Regions from separate parts of the Homo sapiens genome. Here region 1 is linked to region 2. Evidence: chromatin loops called from intact Hi-C (ENCODE). Cell type or tissue: PC-3. All regions are shown on one strand.

Region 1 (8,000 bases), 220 kb after region 2:
TTGCTTTGTCACCCAGGCTGGACTAAAGAGGTTGAGGCTGCAGTGATTGAGGCTGCGATCGCAGTGGTGCGATCATGGCTCACTTCAGCCTCGATCTCCCGGGCTCAAGTGATCCTCCCACAGCCTCCCGAGTAGCTGGGACTACAGGCACACGCCACTGCACCTGGCTAATGTTTAAATTTTTTTGTGGAGACAGTGGTCTCATTATGTTGACTAGGCTGTTCTTGAACTCCAGGGCTCCAGGGCTCAAGCAATCCTCCCACCTCAGCCTCCCAAAGTATTGAGATTACAGGCGAGAGCCACCACGCCTGGCTGTGAACAATGGCCTTTTGATGGCCTATCATGTGCCTTGCACTCTGCTGCATGCTGTGGGGTACAGTGTAAGACAAGGTCACGACCCTGCTCTCAGAGTTTCTGTTCAAGTAATAAAATATGCAAAGGAAAAAATAACAGATACTATTAATCTAGTGCTTAGGATGTGCCAGGTACAGTCATATAAGATCATATATGTGAAGAACTCAGCCTAAAATTCTCCACTTGGCTGGGTGTGGTGGCTCACGCCTGTAATCCCAGCACTTTGGGAGGCTGAGGCAAGTGGATCACTAGAGTCCAGGAGTTAGAGACCAGCCTGGGCAGCATAGTGAGACCCTGTCTCTACAAAAAAAAAAAAAACAAAAAAAACAAAACACAAAAGTTTGCCAGGTGTCATGGTGTGTGCCTGTAGTCCTAGCTACTCGGGAGACTAAGATGGGAGGATCACTTGAGCTCCAGAGGTCAAGGTTGCCATGAGCCAAGATTGTACCACTGCACTCCAGCCTGGACAACAGAGTAAGACCCTGTCTCAAAAAAAAAAAAAAATCCTTCATTAGTTTCCTTTTGCTCTTAAGACAGTGATCAAAATACAGTGGGACCTGGCTGGGCATGGTTTTTCATGCCTGTAATCCCAGCACTTTGAGAGGCTGAGGCAGGCGGATCATCTGATGTCAGGAATTCGAGACCAGCCTGGCCAACATGGTGAAACCCCATCTCTACTAAAAATACAAAAATTAGCTGGGCATGGTGGTGCGCGCCTGTAACCCCAGCTACTCTGAAGGCTGAGGCGGGAGAATTGCTTGAACTCGTGAGGCAGAGGTTGCACTGAGCTGGGATTGCGCCATTGCAGTTCAGCCTGGGAGACAGAGTGAGATTCCATCTCAAAAAAAAAAAAAAAAATACAGTGAGACCACATGATTTTGTATAGTCTGGCTCTTGCACACCTCTCAAGTCTTGTTTTCATCACATTTTCTATAGTTCTCCTTTTTCCAGTCATGTGGCCTTTTCTCAGGTCCTCAGAGGCAGAGTGTTTACTTCTACGAGGCTTTTGCCCATTTTGTTTACACCAGCACTTTGCCAAGGTAATCCTCACTCATCCTGAAGAGTCCAGCTTAATCCTACATCCTCAGCAAACTCTCAGACCTTGACTTTCCAGACTCCATCACCTCCTGGTTATGCACTCTTGCAATACCATCCATCTCTCTCTAGGACATGATAATTGAATTTCACATTTATTCCTCTGGTTATTTGGTTAATGTCTTTCCCCCTCACTAGACTTTGACCATCGTAAGATATTTGTATTTTGATCACCGTTCTTCATGTCACCTGGCACTTAGAAGTTCAAGAAATATTTGTTCAATGAAAGAATAAATCTACCCTTGTACAGAATATGAATAGAGACTTAGGGAATTTAAGTGACTTGCTCAAGATCACATGGCTAATAAGTGGCAGAGGTGGGATTGAACCCATGTGTTCAACTCCAGAGCTTAAGTTTTTACCCATTACTCTAGACCCAGTGCTTCTTATACTGTCAATGGTGAAGGACCAGTTTTGGGGTTTTTTGTTTTTTAAATTTCTAATCTCTTATAGGCTAATACTTTTGTAAAATATTTTGATCATGTATCTGGATGTTGTGACAATGTCAAATTATTATAAAAGTCTCTAAATCCTTACTCTCAGTGTCTGTGCTTATCACAGACTAGCATTCACCACACTTTGAGTATCTTTAGACTAGCATCCAGGGAGCAGAATGTATTACATGTTGCGCCCTGTAGATAAAGTAGAGAACTGTATAGCATAATGAGCTCAGGAGGAGGAAGCAGAGAGAATTCCACGAGGGCTCCAGGCATTGGGAAAAGCTTCGTGGAGATGCTGAGACTTGAAGATGTTAAGGCATGATGGAGTAGAACTCGGAAAGGAAAGGGCACTGGAACATTCCCAGCATGTGGAGAAACTAGAATATGTGTAGTGTGACAGGGGAAACCCCGGGGTACTGACTGTTTAAAACAAGTGGTTTGTATTGAGTAGAGACAGGAAGCCAAGCACAGTTTTTTTGTTTGTTTGTTTGTTTTTTGTTGTTGTTGTTTTTTTGAGATGGAGTCCCACCCCAGGCTGGAGTGCAATGGCGTCGTCTCGGCTCACTGCAACCCCCTACCTTCCTGGTTCAAGTGATTCTCCTACCTCAGCCTCCTGAGTAGCTGGGATTACAGGCACAGGCCACCACACCCGGCTAATTTTTATATTTTTAGTAGAGACAGGGTTTCATCATGTTGGCAAGGCTGGTCTCAAACTCCTGACCTCGTGATCCGCCCACCTCGGCCTCCCAAAGTGCTGGGATTACAGATGTGAGCCACTGCGCCTGGCCCCTACCAAGCACAGGTTTTACTATGTTCATTTCTGTTCATAATTTTTTTTCACGTTTCAAGACTATTTCCATTACTTTAAGGGCCTTTTCCTCTTTTCCTCCTTTAATGAACTTTTGAGTACCTAGAAAAAAATTAATATTTTGATCTCTGTTTTGTCATTTGCATCTTAGCAACACCCATTTGTTGCATAACACTGTATTCTTTTTTTGTTGTTAGAGACAGGGTCTTAACTGTTGCCCAGGCTGGAGAGCAGTGGCGCCATCTCAGCTCATTGCAACCTCTGCCTCTTGGGCTCAGGTGATCCTTCTACTGCAGCCTCCTGAGTAGCTGGGACTACAGGCACGTGCCACCAGCCTGGCTAATTTTTTTTTTTTTTTTTTTTTTTTTTTTTTTTTTTTTTTTTAGAGACAGGGTCTTGCTATGTTGCCCAGGCTAGTCTCAGACTCCTGGGCTTAAGTGATCCACCTGCCTTTGCCTTCCAAATTGCTGGGATTAGAGGCGTGAGCCACTGCACCTGGCCTAGCATGATATTTATTGATCAACTATGGCTCTAATAGTTGATTTAAGATCACCTAGTAATTTCATTTATTTATTCAATAAATGTTTACTGAGAGCTTTCTAACAGTCTGACTTCTGGGTAGATTTTCTATTTGTCCATCAGATAGCAACCCTCTCAAGGCCTGTTCTCATTTCTCTGTAGGTAATAAGAAATTCCTTCTTTTATCCTCACTCTTCTCCCTTTCTCCTGACCCCAGATCTCCTGAGCAGTGTTCAACTATTCTTTTCACTCAGAGAAAGTGTCTTCCTAGCTTATTATCAAATAAGAAAAAGCTGAGTGTAATGTCCCAAATGTACCTAACTCTGAAATATTTATGTGTTCAGAAACACAGTCACTTTTGAAAAATACTTTTCTGAAAACCTAGTAGTTAGGTTAAATAAGTTTACGTTGGTTTTAAAGATACTTGTATTTTGGGAAGTTTCCACACAGAGCTGTTGCCAAATAGGCCCTCTCTTGTGTTTAAATAGGTCTTCTACTTGACTCTCCCATTTTCTTCTAGTGTTTCACTTTTTAAAATCTCATTGTGTTGGTTGTATTTTTCAGTCAAGTCCTAATTCGAAGCAGAGTCCTCAGGGAAAATGGAAAATACATTCCCAAACAGGTACTCATTTATCTTTTATTAAAAAGCTCCACGATTCACTGTTGGGCAGTAGATATCTGAATGTTTTATAAGGGGGCTCTGGGGAAAGCTAAAGGTTGGCAACTTAGTAATTAAGCTGTGGCCTGGTGGTGTTTGCTCTCATGGTGACCTCACCCTTCTTAGGAAATTGTTTTTAAATGTGACTCAGCTAAAGTGTCAGGTCGCCTGCCAAGTAGGCTGACAGCTCTGAGCGGAACAGCATATCCTAAAGGCCTTCTGACTAAGCCACTGGGGAGTAATTTAACAGTTTGCTGTGTCATAGTTCTTAGACTTAAAACACTTTTTTTTTTTTTTACTAGTCTTTCTTGACACGAAAATATTATTTCAACAACCCAGAGGATGGATTTTTCAAAAAAACTAAACGGAAGGTAGTGCCACCTTCTCCTATGACTGGTATGTTTGTTCCCTTCACTCATCTTTAAGGAAGATTTTTAACATGGGTATTTGAGTGGGGTGGGGTAGGCAGGGAGGGTGTCATTTTATTTAAATGTTAAATTGCAAAAGATAGTAATCTTAGACCTTAGAAATCATCTGATACAGGGATCTATGGAAGTGGAATTCTCTTTTTCAGTTAGATTTTCTGAGAACCCCAATGTATAAAGTGGATTAAAAAAAATAGTTCTCAGCTGATGGAGTGGGGAGGCCAGAGCTATTGTCCCTGGGTCTCTCCTTATTGCTGTTCTCAGGACCCAGGATTCTAGGGAGCACAGTTGGTAAAGCATTCCAGCCTGGCTGTCACCCAGTGCCTGGATCCCCTTCCAATAGATGGCTGCCCAGCTTCTGCCTAAATGAGGAAGAGTGCAGTACTTCCAAGATGTGCCATTTTGTTGACTTTGTTGTTAGACGTGATTGTTTGGTCTACCCTACAGTTTTGGCTCTAACATTTTCTACTTCCACTGATACCAGTCATGTGAAAAATATAGCATGTTAAAAGTAAAACAGGCCAGGTGTGGTGGCTCACGCCTATAATCCTTGCATTTTGGGAGGCTGAGTCAGGTGGATTGATTGCCTGAGGTCAGGAGTTCAAACCAGCCTGGTTTACATGATGAAACCCCGTCTCTACTAAAAATACAAAAATTAGCCTAGCGTGGTGGTGGGTGCCTGTAGTCCCAGCTACCCCGGAGGCTGAGGCAGGAAATTGCTTGAACCTGGGAGGTGGAGGTTGCAGTGAGCTGAGGTCACGTCACTGCACTCCAGCCTGGGCGACAGAGCAAGACTCCATCTCCGAAAAATAAAAATAAAAATAACTAAAAGTAAAACAAAGTAATTTGTTGTTCTGTGTTGACTCCTCTCATTTTAGTACTATTCACTTCTTTAGGTGAGATAACCAGCTATTTTAAACCCATACGGAAGGTATTATAATTAATTTTTTTTGAGAGTGACTAAGGTTGTATGGAGTTAATTTTTTAACAAATTTTTAAGAAAATTTACAAGAAACAAAAGACCATTAAATATATGAAAAGTTACTTGACCTCACTAATAATCCATGGAATATCAATTAAAACAAGATATCTTTTTTTTTTTTTTTTTTTTTCTTCAGAAAGGAGTCTCGCTCTCTCACCCAGGCTGGAGTGCAGTGGTGCGATCTCGGCTCACTGCAGGCTCCGCCTCCCGGGTTCACGCGATTCTCCTGCCTCAGCCTCCAGAGTAGCTGAGATTACAGGCACCTGCCACCATGCCCGGCTAATTTTTTGTATTTTTAATAGAGACGGGGTTTCATTGTGTTAGCCAGGATGGTCTCCATCTCCTGACCTCGTGATCCGCCCGCCTTGGCCTCCCAAAGTGCTGGGATTACAGGTGTGAGCCACCGTGCCTGGCCAAGATATCTCTTTTTTTTTTTTTTAGCCCAGTAAGCTGTCAAAAGATTGAAAAGATTGTCAGGATCCACTATTGTCAAGGTCGAGGAAGTTAGGCTCCCTCACCATTGGCGGGAGTGGCAAGAGGTGGGGCCTTGCTGACAGTCTGACAATATCTATCAATTTTAAATGTACAAATCCTTGGACCTAGAAATTCTAAGAAATTCTCTTACGGAAACACATAAACATGCAGATGTATGTGCAAGATAATTGTCGGCAGCATCATTTATCGTTTATTGGCAAAAACAATGGAAACAATCGATAGGTCTACTCAAAAGTGATTGGTGTGACCACACCATGGAATCCTATGCAGACATTAAAAATATTGAGACTGGGTACGGTGGCTGACGCCTGTAATCCCAGCACTTTGGGAGACCGAGGCAGGCAGATCACTTGAGGTCAGTCACGAGTTCAAGACCAGCCTGGCCGACATGGTGAAACCCCGTCTCTACTGAAAATACAAAAATTAGCTGGGCATTGTAGTGTGTGCCTGTAATCCCAGCTACTTAGGAGGCTGAGGCAAGAGAATCACTTGAACCTGGGAGGCGGAGGTTGCAGTGAGCTGAGATCATGCCACTGCACTCCAGCCTGGGCGATAGAGTGAGACTCCATCTCAAAAAAAAAAAAAAAAAAAAACGCTGGGTGCGGTGGCTCCCGCCTGTAATCCCAGCACTTTGGGAGGCCGAAGCAGGCGGATCACGAGTTCAGGAGATCAAGACCATCCTGGCTGACACGGTGAAACCCCGTCTCTACTAAAAATACAAAAAATTAGCCAGGCGTGGTGGCAGGCACCTGTAGTCCCATCTACTCGGGAGGCTGAGGCAGGAGAATGGTGTGAACCTGGGAGGCGGAGCTTGCAGTGAGCTGAGATCGCACCACTGCACTCCAGCCTGGGCGACAGAGCGGGACTCCGTCTCAAAAAAAAACAGTTTACAGAAAATCAGGAGAAAGTCCCTGGCAACAGAGGTAAAACTTAGTGGTTTCTTGTTTGTGCTTTTGTCTTAGATCCTACTATGTTGACAGACATGATGAAAGGGAATGTAACAAATGTCCTCCCTATGATTCTTATTGGTGGATGGATCAACATGACATTCTCAGGCTTTGTCACAAGTAAGTTACAGACCCAGCCGACTTCATGTTACCCAGAGAAATTCAAGTGCTAGTGAGACACTAATATCACAGGTCCTGTGTTTTCTTTTGTAAACTGATAATAGTCCTTGAACAAAAAATTTAATATGTGATGACTTTTACGGCTTTTGCCCAAAAATGATCCTAAGTTCATGACGTGGATGCTTTTTAGCCAGATTAGATTCAAGCAAGTGACTTGCTAGCTTACTTCCAAAACTAATACGGTATTCTCGTTGAGCAGGATAAAGGGAAGCGTATTTCTATTTTGACTTCATTTGCTAGATGTTAGGGTGAGTTTTCTGTTTGTTTGTAAGTTGATTCGCTTTTAATCAATTTGGTTTCTTATTAACATAATTCTATGCTTATATATTCCACTTAGAGTTTGACAGTTTGCTGCAAGTTTTTTCCAAATTTCAGGTCACAGCTCAGTTTGAGTCCCTGCTTCCTCAGTAAGCTAGAGGCAGATATTATTCAGGGAAACTAGAGCAGAGTGGCATTTTGACTGTCTTTTCTTCAGAAATTGCCACAGATTTCCTTGTGGAAGTCGTTTTCCAAAAGCTATGTGGCACAGAGTTCCCACCTCCTCTGAGAAAGAGTCACACTTATTCTAAAAATAAAACAGCTCAGAGTGATTGTGAACTTTTTCTTCTCTGCAGCCAAGGTCCCATTTCCACTGACCCTCCGTTTTAAGCCTATGTTACAGCAAGGAATCGAGCTACTCACATTAGATGCATCCTGGTAAGAACTTTCTTTTGTTTAATAAAAACACAAACCACACTTTGGGAAGCCAAGGCGGGAGGATCACTTGAGCCCATGAGTTTGAGACCAGCCTGGGCAACAGAGTAAGACCCTGTCTCAAGAAAACGAAAACAGGCCGGGCGCAGTGGCTCACGACTGTAATCCCAGCACTTTGGGAGGCCGAGGTGGGCAGATGATGAGATCAGGAGATCGAGACCATTCTGGCTAACACTGTGAAACCCCGTCTGTACTAAAAATACAAAAACTTAGCCAGGCGTGGTGGCGGGCGCCTGTAGTCCCAGCTTCTCGGGAGGCTGAGGCAGGAGAATTGCATGAACCCAGGAGGCGGAGCTTGCAGTGAGCTGAGATTGCGCCACTGCACTCCAGCCTGGGCGACAGAG
Region 2 (8,000 bases):
GCCTCGGCCTCCCAAAGTGCTGGGATTACAGACATGAGCCACCGCGCCTGGCCTGTTTTATATTGTGGGGTTTTTTTCTTTGTGATTTATTCATATCATAGAATTTTTCAACAAAATCATTATGCATTATTTACACAGTAAAGTATACTTCTTTTAAAAAAAATCAGTTAGCAAGCTAGCTAAAGTAATGACGAGAACTGAGTCTTCCAAGCTAGTGTGAGTAGCGTTTGCCCTGGGGACCCCTCTGGCTCCAGTGAGCAGACGATGAATCAGCCCTTCATGAGATTCAGATCCACCTCACTTCTGTTTTTCACCAACGAATGTCCACGTTGTGTATTGATACGTTCAATTCAAGCACCCTCCCCACAACCCTGGAGATCTCAAGTCAGGAAGCTGAGGCTCAGCGGGGAACAAGACCTGCCCAAGGGAAACAGGGAGGCAGGCAGCACTGAGGCAGGAAGGCGGGGTCTCCTCCCAGAACCACTGACGTAAGGGCACCCAGAGAACATGCACTTCTCTCCCAACCTGGGCTCCACGGGCACTTCAGTGGTTCTATAGGCCACACCCCCCCATCCTGATTGCCATCAGGCCAAGGCCTTTGTGGCTGAAACTCGGAGTCTAGAAGCCAGTTTCTCTCCAACAAGGGCCTTGCCTGCAGGAATCACAGGATCACTGTCTGCCTCATGGCATCCCACTGCCTTCCACAGGCCCAGGAGGAGAATAAACAGTCCCTAGGCCGGGCACAGTGGTTCACACCTATAATCCCAGCACTTTGGGAGGCCAAGGAGGGCAGATCACCTGTGGTCAGGAGTTCTGGACCAGCCTGGCCAACATGGCGAAACCCCGTCTCTACTAAAAATACAAAAATTAGCCAGGCGTGGTGGTGCACACCTGTAGTCCCAGCTACTCAGGAGGCTGAAGCAGGAGAATCGCTTGAACCTGGGAGGCGGAGGCTGCAGTGTGCTAAGATTGTGCCACTGCACTCCAGCCTGGGCAATAGAGCAAGACTCTGTCTCAAAAAACAACAACAACAGAAAACCAGTCCCTTGTACAGAATGACAATGAACAATGTCGGGGTGAGTGCTGATTCAAGCACGGGTCTGGAACAGAGCTGTCGCTCCCAGGGTGCACAGAAGTGAAAGCTCTGCCTGTGCTCCCTTGGAAGGCTACCCCCCGCCACTCCCAGTCCTCATCTTTCCCAGCCTCCCCTCTCTGGCAGGGAGAGACTGCCTCTCTCCCTCCACCCTCCCTCCTCAAACTGCCTCAAGTGGGGCTTATGCTCCTGGAAAGGCTTGTCATCCTTGTGACATCTGTGTCAAAAGGGCAGCAGTGGCTCCCCTGGCTCAGGGCCGGCTGGGCTCGCTGAAGTCACTTCCCAACAGTGACCTCCTGCAGAGGCCAGGCCCGCAACAGTATAAAATGCTCCCTAAAGGTCTCACCTACACCCAGAACCGCCCATGATCCCAGCAAATGAGGCACCTTCTCCTTGTCGGAGGCCTGCCTGGCTGAGCCTCATTGTTCTCATCACAGTAAAACGGGGATGAGGGTGATACTTACAGCCTTACTTAACTTCAGTGTCCTGTTCCTTTTTTTTTTTTTTGAGACAGGGTGTTGCTCTGTCACCCAGGCTATGCAGTGGTGTGATCACAGCTCACTGCAGCCTCAAACTCCTGAGCTCAAGCTATCCTCCTCTCTTAGCCTCCCATGCCGCTGGGATTACAGGCAACACCACGCCCAGCTAATTTTTAATTTTGTGTAGAGACAGCATCTCACTATGTTGCCCAGCCTGGGCTCAAACTCCTAGGCCCCAGTGATCCTCCCACCTTGTCCTCCCAAAGTGCTGGGATTACAGGCCTGAGCCACTGCTCCCAGTCCAGTGTCCTATTCAGGGTAATGTTTTGTTCAGCACAAATCTTTGCCTCTCTGTCAAAACACATTTGGCAGGAACATCAAGGCCACCAACCCATTTGTGGCCGACCTCTGTGGGCTCCACCCGTGGGGAAGATAAAAAATGTCATTATGTTTTCATCCTAAAGAGAGTCCAGCTTTTCTCTTTCTTTTTCTTGTTCCTTCTGCAGTGACATGCGGTGGCCCCACCTGGCACCACAGGGCATTTGGAAGTGAGCAGGAGTGAGGAACAGATGGGGAGGGGCGGTGTCGGCAGGGCTACCTGTGACCAGACCTGTCAGCACACTTGGGGCTAACATCCACCCTCCCACACAAGAGGCACCAGGTCACACCAGCCACGGATGTAAGCCAACAGAGCCCCATGTCAGCCCCAACAAGAAGTTCTGGTTTCCTGTGAAACCCCCATCTTCTCAAGCTTTGAGTTTTTAGATGTCTTTAAAATGCAAGCAATAAATGGTGCGTATAAACATGAACCGCCCTCATCTCCACCCTGGAGCTGCCGGCATGGTCTGAGCTGGGTGGACAGGCAGGCCCATGCATGCCTGTCCCACTGTCCAAACATGAAGATGGAGAAAATGGCCTCTGTCCTCATCCCTCCAAACCTGCTCCCTGCTAGCTAGAAAGACGCAACGCCCACTCATTCAGGCTGGCACACCAGAGAGCTAGTGAAATAAAAATAGAACACCAAAGGCAGGATGAGGCAAAGGAGGCCAAATGCCTACAAGAAAGGGCTGTGACAAGCTTTAACTCTCGCACTGAGCTTCCTATCTGCCAAGGCCAAGGCTCAGGAGTGAGCTGCTCACGGACTTCTTATCACAGATAGACAGGGGCAGCCTCAGGCTTCCAAGACAGCACTCTTTCCTCCCAGGATTAAATTCTCAAGAGAATTCCACACATAAAGTTGATTCTGCAGGATCATGAGATCCAAAAACACAGACTGTGATCAAAGAGTAGAACTAGGATCACAAGAGTAAGCGTGGGGAAGCGTCGGCTCTGGCTTGAGCCAGACCCAAGCTCTGCGATTCCAGCTTCACGCCCAGGCACAGACCTCCTAACCCTCTGAGCTTCATGCGCCTCTCCTGTGGAATCAGAATAATAACCCCACACCTCCCAGGGCCGTCCCAGGGCTCCATGATGACAAATGTGAAGTGGCTGGCCCAGGGCAGGGGCCCACAACACTGTGCAAACAGCCACCCTCCTTCAGTTCTGCCAGAAAGGTGCAGATAGAAAAGAACCTCTGATTCCCAACTCGGGCCTCCGAAGGAAGCATTTAGGGTGGAAGGCTATTTTTAACATTTTAAACACTCTAATGGAAACCGATTCTAGGTGGGCAGCAACTTGGTGCACAGTCCCGAGAGGTACAGTGGCCATGAGAGCAAAGTAACATAGGAGCCCAGCAGCAGGGGAGGTGGGGGCCTGTGCCCACGCCATTGGCAGCCAGCCTCAGTCACACACTGGAGGTGGGCAGCCCAGGGTTCTCCCTGCTGGGACCCCCAGGGATAGGAAGGGGACGCAGGTGACGGAAGGAACAGCTAATCTATAGCTTAGGTGGCCACAGGCACCAGAAGGTTGACACGGCAGTTCTCAGACAGAGTCTGGATTTTTTGTTTTTGTTTTTGAGGCAGAGTCTTGCTCTGTGACCCAGGCTAGAGTGCACTGGTGCAACCATAGCTCACTGCAGCCTCTACCTCCCAAGTTCAAGCAATCCTCCCACCTCAGCCTCCCAAGTAGCTGAGACCACAGGAGCACGCCACCACGCCAGGCTAATTTTGTTTTTGTTTTTGTTTTTGTTTTTTTTTGGTAGAGACAGGGTTTTGCCATATTGCGCAAGCTGATCTCAAACTCCTGGGCTCAAGCAATCTACCTGCCTTGGCCTCCCAAAGTTCTGGGATTACAGGTGTGAGCCACTGCACCCAGCCTGGAATCTGGATATCCGTGAAAGCTGCCTTGCTGAGGCTGAGAACCCACAGTGATGAGGGCTGAGTCCCAGATACAAGGAGGAAATGGGGGAGGGGCAGAAGCGCTTCTCTGTGCCCCTGTCATGGTTCACCAGAGCTGGTTGCCAGGCATGATTTCTTTTTCTCTCTGATTTGTTTTCGGAATGCCTGTGCTCTTCCTAATGAGCATGAATCACTGATGCCACGGAAGGCAAATGAACTCCCGCAGTCTGGAGTGTGTCCTGCAGTCAGGCTCACCAGCAGGGGGATCCTCCTAAGCCTTGGCTTCCTCATCCGACAAATGAGATGTGGAAGTGGACCCCCGACCCGAGACCAGCCATGAGGATAAAAAAATTAACACCCAGCAGATCTAAGCTACCATCATTTGCTATAGTCTCGCTCTGTTGCCCAGGCTGGAGTACAGTGGCACGATCTCTGCTCATTACAACTTCTGCCTCCTGGGTTCAAGCGATTGTCCTACCTCACCCTCCCGAGTAGCTGGGATTACAGGCAGACACCATCACGCCCGGCTAATTTTTGTATTTTTAGTAGAGACGGGGTTTTGCCATATTGGCCAGGCTGGTCTCGAACTCCTGACCTCAGGTGATCCGTCCGCCTTGGCCTCCTACTACTGTTATTATAATGACCACTCTAACTCTAGGTCAGGCTTTTTTTCCTAAGTTCTTGCCCATATCTGTGGCCTATTTAATTCAGGTAACAGCTCTGGGGGATAATTGCTACCAAGTATAAGGTAGTTGTCTTATATCTGAAGAAAGCGAAGCCTAGAATGCAGATTTATTTATTATGTGCTTGTTTATGGCCCAGTTCCTTCAGGAGAAAGGACTAAAGGATGTTTATGGGTGCTGGGCCTTTGGCTGACGGGGCCTGGGCCGTCACACTAGCTGCCTGAGAACATTTCACACGGTGGCAAATCCAGGAGCTGTTGGAGCAGAGGGGACTCAGAGCTGGCAACAAGGTCTTTCCTGGGTGAGCACACTCTGGAAATTCCCCCCAACCCTTCACGCCCGTCAAACTACACAGTAATTTGTTCTTAGGCTGACTCATGTGGCCAGAATAGATCCCTTCCAGAACAAACAAAAGTGATTCAGCTATAACTAAAGCACCCTCGTGCCAGCTGGCTCTATCAGGGACAAACACAGCTTTCCGCGCCCTCTCTTTTCCTTTCCCTCCTAATCCCTGGGTTTGGCCCTCCAGGCCATACACAGTCACACACAACACACAACACACACACACACACACACACACACACACACACACACTCCCAACTCAAGCTAGACCTGAAATGAGGCAAACCTGAGAGCACAGCCTGCCTTCCTAATTGTGCGATCCCTGGTTCTCCACTGAACTTGTACTCCACCTGCTGCTGAAATGACTCATTCTTTCTCATTCATTCATTCATTCATTTTGTGTTAGGGAATGGGGAATCCTTTATCAAAACTGCCGTAATACTGACATTAAGCTAGTTAAATAAAAGACATCTAATTATAAACTGGGAGGTGCTCTATGCTGAAAACAAACTCGAGGGAGGGGTGCCTGATGGACCTACTTCCATAGGCTGGCCAGGAAAAGCTGCCATGAGAAGGGGCCACATATGCAGACACCCAGAGGATGAAAAGGACTAGCATGGAAGAATGTAGGGAAGCTGGGGAGAGACAGCATTCCAAGGAGAGGGAACACGTGTGCAAAGGTCCTTAGGCAGCAAACACTTGGCATATCCCCGCAAGTGAAGGATGACCGTAGTGGCTGAGGGGAATGACTGAGGGGGAAAGTGGTAGAGGTGAGGTTGAAGAGCCGGGCAAAGGTAGACCATGCAGGGCCTTGTAGGCCACAGTTAGGCAGAACCTTACTGTAAGCGCCCTGGAACTGAGGTAACCTGTAGCTGAGAGAGTACTTACCAAATAACCATCTGCTCTGTCTCATACTCCTGCCTCCTTAGCAATTAGGCTGGGCGTCACGACTGGTTCTAGCCAGTGGATTTTTTTTTTTTTGAGACAGATTCTCGCTCTGTTGCCCAGGCTGGAGTGCAGTGGCGCGATCTCGGCTCACTGCAAGCTCCGCCTCCCGGGTTCAAGCAATTCTCCTGCCTCAGCCTCTTGAGTAGCTGGGACTACAGGCACCCGCCACCACGCCCAGCTAATTTTTTTTTATTTTTAGTAGAGACGGGGTATCACCATGTTAGCCAGGATGGTCTCGATCTCCTGACCTTGTGATCCGCCGGCCTCGGCCTCCCAAAGTGCTGGGATTACAGGCTTGAGCCACCGCGCCCGGCCTAGCCAGTGGATTTTAAGTGAAGATGCTATCTATCACTTCCTGGACGAAGCACTTAACAGCTAGTGAGCCTCTTCCAACCCTCTCTTCCCCAGCCACAGTGACTTTGGAAGCCACATGTTCTAGATGACTTAGCTGGCTACAAGAATGCAGGAGGCTGCATGACCCTTACTGGACTTCAGGTGAGTGGGAAATCAATATTTGTTGCGTTGAGGAACTAGATTTCAAGGTTTATCTGATACCGCAGCATAACCAAGCCTATCCTGGCTAATGCATCATCTGAGTATGTGTCCAAAACTTGCAACTGGAGGAGACTAGTTGTAAGAGCTAAGCATCTAGCAGGAGTTCAATAAAGGATGGTTCACTTCACCCTAGCTCTTACCCTTCCTCTCTGAAACACTGGGGACTGGCTTAGAGGCATTCCACACTCTGTTCATTCTAACACCACTCTCAAGAGACCAACAGTGATTAAAGCCTTGCTTTTTTCCAATGGAATAATGAATGCATGGAAGGAAAAGGTCAAGTGACCTGTCCTTAGCCACTCAGCAATTAACTTTAAGAAAACCTCTAGCTGGGCGTGGTGGTGGGCGCCAGTAGTCCCAGCTACTCGGGAGGCTGAGGCAGGATAATTGCTTGAGTCCACGAGGCAGAGGTTGCAGTGAGCCAAGCTCATGCCACTGCACTTCAGCCTGGACAACAGAGTGAGACTCTGTCTCACAAAAAAAAAAAAAAAAAGAAACAAAGAAAACCTCACCATCTCGTATGCTTTGAACCTTCCCAGTCTACAAGAAAAGTAGATAGGGCAATGTCTTTACCCATTTTCCAGATGGGGCAAGTGATGATGCAATCTAGTAACCTACCAAGAAGCGGGTAAGGTCAGGCAGACCTGAATTCCCATGTTGGCCTCATCACTATGGGCTATGTGGCCTTGGGAAATTACTTAATCTCTGAGCCTCAGTTTCCTCTTCTATAAAATAGGGATAATAAGAGTTGTGAGAAAAGATGCTTACCTGGCACATATCAGGTGCTAAACACAAGCTATTACTAGAACCCAGGTGCTCTGACCCCTGGCCTGTGGTTTTGGCCCAAAACAGTGTCGCCTCCAGTGGCAAGTCTGCAGTGGGCAGGGTCTGGATGTAGGCATGTTCTGTTGTGCCCTAGCAGCTGGAAAGGGGCGGAGGCAGGGCAGCCTTCCAAGAGAGCAGACACACAAGCCCTGTCTGGACCTGGCACAGCCCGGCCCCTTCCGGAGAGGAAGGGTTCATTCTCTTCTGTTTCATTTTACATAGCAGCCCCAAATTTTCCACTCAATGAGAGCCCAGCTCCAGGAAGGAAATGACTCTGGCCGAGATGCCAAACCCAAAGTTAGAAACTGTCAAGAGTTGCACAACCAAGAAGAAACTGCATGAAAATTGTGAAACTCAAGACTTCAGGTAGATAGTAGCAACAGATGGGAAGAGAAAACCTTGGTCACTTCCCAAATCCCTTCGGATTCCTGAAGTGTCTTCCTGTCCTACTCAGTTGACATCTGGAACCTCACAGGCCCAGCCCCCCAGTCCATATAGTGGCCAAAACAGGGGATACTCCCAGGTGGAAGCCCTCCAACGTCTTCCCTTCACTCTCCGGTGAAAGCAAACTCTTGGCGGTAGCCTGCATGGCACTGGGTGGCCTGACCCTGCCCTGTCCCCAGCCTCAGCCCACCCCCAGGCCTTTGTACATGCTGCTCCCCCCGGCTAGATATGTGTGTGTCGTCCTTCACTTCTTGGTCCACTATTCCTTACGGAGGAGGCTCAAGTTTCACTGCCTCAGAGAAACTTCCCCTGATGAGATCAAATCCTCTCATCTTGCACTCTCCTACCTGCCCTC

Evidence for each region. Peaks named below come from ENCODE experiments on the same cell type or tissue, not always from the same donor. Only the 100,000 strongest peaks of a DNase experiment are listed, where the experiment ranks them.
Region 1: it touches region 2 in a loop (2.0-fold over the local background); 2 of 110 quality-filtered maps call a loop at or near these places.

The regions. Positions count from the first base shown.
Region 1 is chr3:9,973,227-9,981,226 of GRCh38, reverse strand. EMC3 (ER membrane protein complex subunit 3) reads left to right here. Exons shown (of 8, transcript NM_001394674.1): 2 at 3,781-3,838; 3 at 4,177-4,270; 4 at 6,739-6,843; 5 at 7,518-7,599. Among named protein-coding and RNA genes, the nearest start is that of EMC3, 9.6 kb to the left of the region's middle. RefSeq lists an enhancer at 3,599-4,798. In PC-3, no CTCF peak of the experiment used is centred here; DNase peaks (open chromatin) are centred at 4,046 and 4,836; H3K4me3 peaks cover 1,242 bases; H3K27ac peaks cover 2,295 bases.
Region 2 is chr3:10,189,149-10,197,148 of GRCh38, reverse strand. The region is part of intron 2 of IRAK2 (interleukin 1 receptor associated kinase 2); the gene reads right to left. Among named protein-coding and RNA genes, the nearest start is that of IRAK2, 28 kb to the right of the region's middle. RefSeq lists enhancers at 130-424, 4,658-4,967, 7,467-7,546. In PC-3, a CTCF peak has its summit at 4,109 (motif pointing right); DNase peaks (open chromatin) are centred at 298, 4,008 and 5,028; H3K4me3 peaks cover 450 bases; H3K27ac peaks cover 6,946 bases.